Linked DNA regions of Homo sapiens: region 1 is linked to region 2. Evidence: chromatin loops called from intact Hi-C (ENCODE). Cell type or tissue: pancreas. All regions are shown on one strand. Links, peaks and the distances in the headings refer to the core of each region. The heading gives the core; the rest is flanking DNA.

What was found. A loop is a pair of places that touch in the nucleus more often than their neighbours do. Peaks named below come from ENCODE experiments on the same cell type or tissue, not always from the same donor. Only the 100,000 strongest peaks of a DNase experiment are listed, where the experiment ranks them.
Region 1: a loop joins it to region 2, with 2.7 times the contacts of the local background. A loop is called at or near these places in 28 of 110 quality-filtered maps.

The regions. Positions count from the first base shown.
Region 1 is chr9:83,197,678-83,200,589 of GRCh38, reverse strand. It overlaps a transcript of RASEF not described here. Among named protein-coding and RNA genes, the nearest start is that of FRMD3-AS1, 20 kb to the left of the region's middle. In pancreas, for the core only: a CTCF peak has its summit at 1,149 (motif pointing left); a DNase peak (open chromatin) is centred at 1,189.
Region 2 is chr9:83,553,560-83,556,471 of GRCh38, reverse strand. It overlaps a transcript of FRMD3 not described here. Among named protein-coding and RNA genes, the nearest start is that of FRMD3, 17 kb to the right of the region's middle. In pancreas, for the core only: no CTCF peak of the experiment used is centred there; no DNase peak of the experiment used is centred there.

The DNA of each region.
Region 1 (2,912 bases), core at 177-2,676, 360 kb after region 2:
TAGCATTGGAAGGACTGATTTTTAAATACAGTGGCCGGAGTGTCTCGCTGAGATGGTAAACGAATAAAAAACTCAGTGGGAGTTGATCTGGGAAAGGACCTTTCTGAACAGGCCAGCAACAAGTGCAAGGCTTCTAATTGGGAGGCTTCTTGTATTTGTTTGTGCATCTTTTTAGAAGGATTTTTTTGTTTTTTGAGACGGAATCTTGCTCTGTTGCCCAGGCTGGAGTGCAATGGCATGATCTTGGCTCACTGCACCCTCCGCCCCCTGGGTTCAAGCAATTCTCCTGCCTCAGCCTCCCAAGTAGCTGGGATTACAGGCAACCGCCACTACACCTGGCTAATTTTTGTGTTTTTAGTAGAGATGGGGTTTTACCATGTTAGTCAGCCTGGCCTCAAACTCCTGACCTCAGGAGGGGAACTGGTTAAAAACACACCAGCCTTGGCCTCCCAAAGTGCTGGGATTACAGACGTGAGCCACCGCGCCCGGCCTTTAGAAGGATTTTATGTATATGTGTGTGCATATGCATCCTTAACAAATTCACACATGTCATCGTTACAGAGCATAGTGTCTACCACTTTCTTACTTAAGCATGTCTTAGAGGTCTTTCCATACCAACAGACAGGCCTACCTCAGTTGCTAGGTGGCGGCATCATGCTCCATGGTGTGCCTGTGCTGTGTGTTTTTAACCAGTTCCTGACTGATGCACAAGGCTGCAACTAGCTCCTAGTCCAGTTCCAGGTCCAGGAACTCCAGAGGCATTTTCCCTGCCCATTTCTCTGCTCTCCTCTCCTGCCTCCTATATCAGATACGCATTTGTGTCCTTGGCCTCTGTCTCACCAGCACCCATGCCCTGCCTCCTCTTTTCCTTCCTTCTCAACTTCAGTTCAGGAAAGAATGGTCCATTTTTGTTCTAGTTTCTGAGTCTTCAATACAGTGTCAGCCTCTTGCTGACAGATGTTGTCCTTTAGTGCCTCATTTACCCACTGATTTGGATGTGGAAAGAAACTGCGTAAGAGGATTTAGAAGTGCATTTTGTTGGCGTGTCACCTGCAATATTGGTGTCACTCCCTGATGCTCTGGTGCTTCCTGAGTCTATATTTGATTTGCCTGTACATGACAGTCTCATTCTGGCCTCTAGTGGATGATGCTGTCTCAACATGCAGGCTGGCCGTGTTAGTTAGCAATCCCTGCTACAGACAGGCTGCGATGGTGCGAGCAACTCCATAGCTACAGATGCACATTCTTTTGTAAAAAATACTTAACTCTTTATAGCAGATCTCTAACAGAAAATAAAGCTGACTTTGTCTTATGAGCTTTTCAAAGGTCAGGTGCTTTTTTTTTTTTTTTTTTTTTTTTTTTTTTAAATTAGGGCTGTCCAGATGCCTCCAAAATATGTGAGAAAAAATGTAACCTTCTTAACTTCCAACTTCCGAATGTGCAAACCAGTTTGTTTCCTGACATAAAACTCATGCCAAACTTTGAAAAAGCATTGCATCTTTTTTCTCTTGTGGAAGGTCTTGGAAACCTTTGTGAAATTGCAATTAATAGCAAAAGTAATTGGGGATGAAGACATTTCATTGCTTTGCATAGTTATTTGACAGTTGTCATGTCTCGTATGAGCCTGTATGCAGAGTGGCTTTTGTGGCAGTTCTTTTTGTTTCTTTCATTGTCTAAATATTTAAGATTTGTATTTCTTTCTATAGTAAATGTTTTCTCTACATTTATCCCTCCCCTACATTTATCCCTCCCCCCCATTCTATTTATAACTTTCAAAATTGCCTGGGAACAGAAAGCTGCTCCTTCTGCCTTTTCTCATCTCTTTGGGCTTTGTCTCCTGCATCTCTGCTTGCTCAGGGACTGCAGTCTGCTCTGTGGAGTGGTCGCTGAGAGCGAAACAAGTTCTGTTTTTCAGGCTCATGAAGCAGGAGTCAGACTGCCTGAAATGTTGCAGGGCTGAGAAGAACAGCCTGTGTTAAGTGCTAGGAGGAAACCTGAGTTTGTTTGTCCTCTCATTGATTGGCTTCTGTATCTCCCTGTGGTGCTGCCTTAGTCAGTCCAGTGAGTTAACAAAATGGGGCCGCTCCCTGGGGTCTGCCATCCAGACAGCTGGCCAGGCAGTCTATCCATGTGTAAGGACATGCAGAGAGTGGAGGTGAAAGGCACTGAATTATGTATAAGGAAAGAGGTTTCCTTATGCATGTTAAAGGGGACAATACTGTTGCCATTGCAGTTTTTAGACAGTAAAGAGAAAGAGAAAGGGGTAAATTCTATTGAGTAGTCTTTACCTAAATTGTATGGTAGGTTGTCTGTTTCCTTTGAGCATAAACTGGTATAAATGTTATGTAGTCATAGTTTTCAGGTGCCTTCTTATTTCTAAATTATATGTTTTGGGGTAATTTTGCAAGGAAAACATTATTTGGGGAGTCCTGATATTGTAGATCTGTATTAAAGGACTAATGAGCTGCGGTCTCTTAACTGAAGTGAATAAAATCATCCAGTAAGTTATTTTGTTCTAGGCATATTTCTCAGACCAGAGTGATGAGATTTTGTGAGTTTGTCATGGCATCGAGGAGATGTACACATTAATTTCCAAAAGATGATTCTCTCTGATAAGTAAGTGCAAAGCCGTGCTACCATTGAGCAATTAGTTTCCTTGTGCTTTTACTGCTGTAGATATCAAAGCATTTCAAGACCAAGCTCAGCGGAAGCAGAGGAGAGACCCTCCACTGGGATTTATCCCGGTGCTTATGCTGTTGGTAGGTGGCCAAGTCGTTAATAAACCAACTGGCCTAATCTGTCAGACTAACGGAAGCAAAAAGGGAACAGTTGCATGTGCCAGCCCCAATTAAAATGTAAAATCCAGGAGGAGCTGATAAGGAGGAGTGAAGAAGTGGAGCTGAGAGCCATGA
Region 2 (2,912 bases), core at 191-2,690:
CAAATATAATTTCTCTGACAATAACCAAATTATAGCTAAATTAACCATCAGATGAATTGGGATGATCTAATGGGCAAGCCAAAGACATGTACTATGTGTATGGCTATTGTCAAGAGCTTGCTGGCTGTAGGTCAATAATGCATGGAGTTATATGACCCAAAACAATATTTGCTGAATTCAGGAATTTCACAGAAGGTGGCCATGTAAATCATGTTCAAAATATTTCCAATTGTTATGTTTTAATAAACCATTTTTCTTTGTTTTTTTTTTCAAAAGGCTAGTGAAGCAGTGAAGAGTGGAGAGGGAACAAAGAAATCTGTAGGGGAGTGGCCAAGATGGCTGACTAGAGGTAGATAGTGTGTGTGTGGCTGTCATGGAAAGGAACAGAAGGGGCAAGTAAATACAAAACCTTCAGTGGAAACGTCCATTGGGCATTGGGTCTAATCAAGGAAACAGTTTGACCCACAGAGAATGAAGAAAAGCAAGACAAGACAACAGCTCACCTGGGAGCAACATGGAGCCAGGGGATCCTCCCTAGACCAAGAAGTGAATGACCGATCCCGGGAAACCACGCTTCTCCCACAGATCTTTGCAACCCTTGGGTTAGGAGATCTCCCTGTGAACCCACTCCATCAGGGCCTTCAGTCCTCAGTCTGACAGACAGAGCTATGTGGAGTCTTGGCAGAGCAGCTGCTCAAGCATGCCTGGAGACCCTGGAGCCTTAGATACTTGGGCTTTCCTGCAAAAGTAGCTGCAGCTCCAGCAAAGTGGGAGGTTAGATTCCTGTACCTACCCATAGGAAAGAGGCTGAATCCAGGGGGCTGAGCAGTAATAGCCTGCAGGCCCTAATTCCATGACACTTCACAAGATAAGACCCACTGGTTTGGAACTCCAGCTGGCTACCAGTAGTGGCATTGCACCTCCCTGAGAAGGATCTCCTAGGGGGAGGGGGAGGCTGCCATCTTTGCTGTTTGGGTACCTTAGCCATTCCAGCCTTGGGGCTTTGGAGAGTCTGAGCCAACCCAGGTTGAAGGGGTCCCCCAGCACAGCACAGGTGCTCTACCAAATTTGGCCAGACTGCTGCTTTAAGTGGGTGCCTGATCCCATTCCCCCTCACTGGGTAGGACCTCCCAACTGGGGCCTCCAGCCACTCCCACCCAAGCTCTCCAGCCAACAGCGATCTTAATTCCCCCTGGGACAGCACTCCCAGAGAGAGGGGTGAGCCGCCATCTTTGCTGTTTGAGTGACTTAGCCATTCCAGCCTTTGGGCTTTGGAGTGTCTGAGGTGACTGGGGGCCAAAGTGGACCCCCAGCACAGCACAGGTACTCTACCAAAACGTGGCCAGATTGTTTTTTTAAGTGGGTCCTAATCTCATTCCTCCTCACTGGATGGGACCTCTTAACTGGGGTCTGCAGCCATTTCTTATAGGTGGCTTTGGGCCAGCAAAAGGTTTGTACCTCCCTGGGACAAAGCCCCCAGAGGGAGGGACAGGCTGCCTGCTATCTTTGTCATTTTGCAGCATTCACTTGTGATACCTCGAGGTTCTAGAAAATCCCAGGTGGCTGGGGACTGGAATGGGCCCCAAACATACCACAGTAGCTCCACAGAAAAGTGACCAGACTGTGACGTGGGTGCCTGATCCCATATCTCCTCACCAGGCAGGTCCTCCAGGCCTGGGCCTCCAGCCACCTGCCACCAGAGCTACCAAGCCAGTACCAGTTCAGCAACTCCTTGGACACAGCCTCCGGAGGCAACCAAAAGCCTCTCTTCCACTGCTTCTGCAGTGGAACTGCCCTTGCCCTCAGACTAACAAAGGAGCAAAGACTTTAAGTGTCTTATCCACATCTCCATCAAGCTGCAATCGACCCAAGAAGAGGAGGCCAGTCTGTCTCCCATGGGTCCCACACACCCTCCATGGCTTGTCACCAGACAAGGAAACATTGGCTTGGGCCCACAGCACAAACCGTTCATTTTGTGCTGACTGCATTGAGCAATTGCTGACCAGCATCTCTCTGGGGTGGATCCCCAGGAGTCAAGCAAATGACCCTTGGCCACAACCACTACTAAGATCTCTTCCTCTGCTGCCTCTTAGCTGGGAAAGGAACATAAACACTGAGATCACACCAGAGCTGCAGTGAGCAGCCGATGAATGCTAAGTTGTGATTACAGCCAGCACTGAAGGTGGAGAGGAACCCACACTTTCAGAGCACTGAGAGGGAACACAGTTGCAACTGTGAGGAAACATAGGGGAGCCACACAATTAAGCAAGAGTCTACAAACTGACCGATGAGCCTAAGTGTTATTTGCTGGATCACACCCCAAAGCTTCAAAACCAAAAATACCTCACAAATATACCCCCCTATGAAACTAGAGATAAGAAGTCAGCTTCAAATAAAGCCACTACGCAAAACCTTGGCCCAGTGAAAACATTCAGAAAAGAAGTCTATTGACTGTACTTAATCTACACTGCAGTTAAAGGAACACCCACATGCCGAGATGAGAAAGAACCGATGCAAGAACTCCAGTAACTCAAATGGCCAGAATGTTGTATGTACTCCAGATGACCATACCAGTTCTCCAACAGGAGTTCTTAACCAGGCTGAACTGGTTGTAATGACAGAAATAGAACTCAGAATATGGATAGGAACAAATATCATTGAGATTCAGGAAGATGACAAAACCCAACCCAAGGAGAACAGAAATCACAATAAAGTGGTACAGGAGCTGAAGGACAAAATAGCTGGTATAAAGAGATCCTAATGGGTCTGACAGACCTGAATAACACAAAAATTTCACAATGCCATCACAAGTATTAGCAGCAGAATAAACCAAGCTGGGGAAAGAATCTCAGAACTTGAAGACTGGTTCTCTGAAATAAGACAATCAGACACAAATAAAGGGAAAAAAGAGA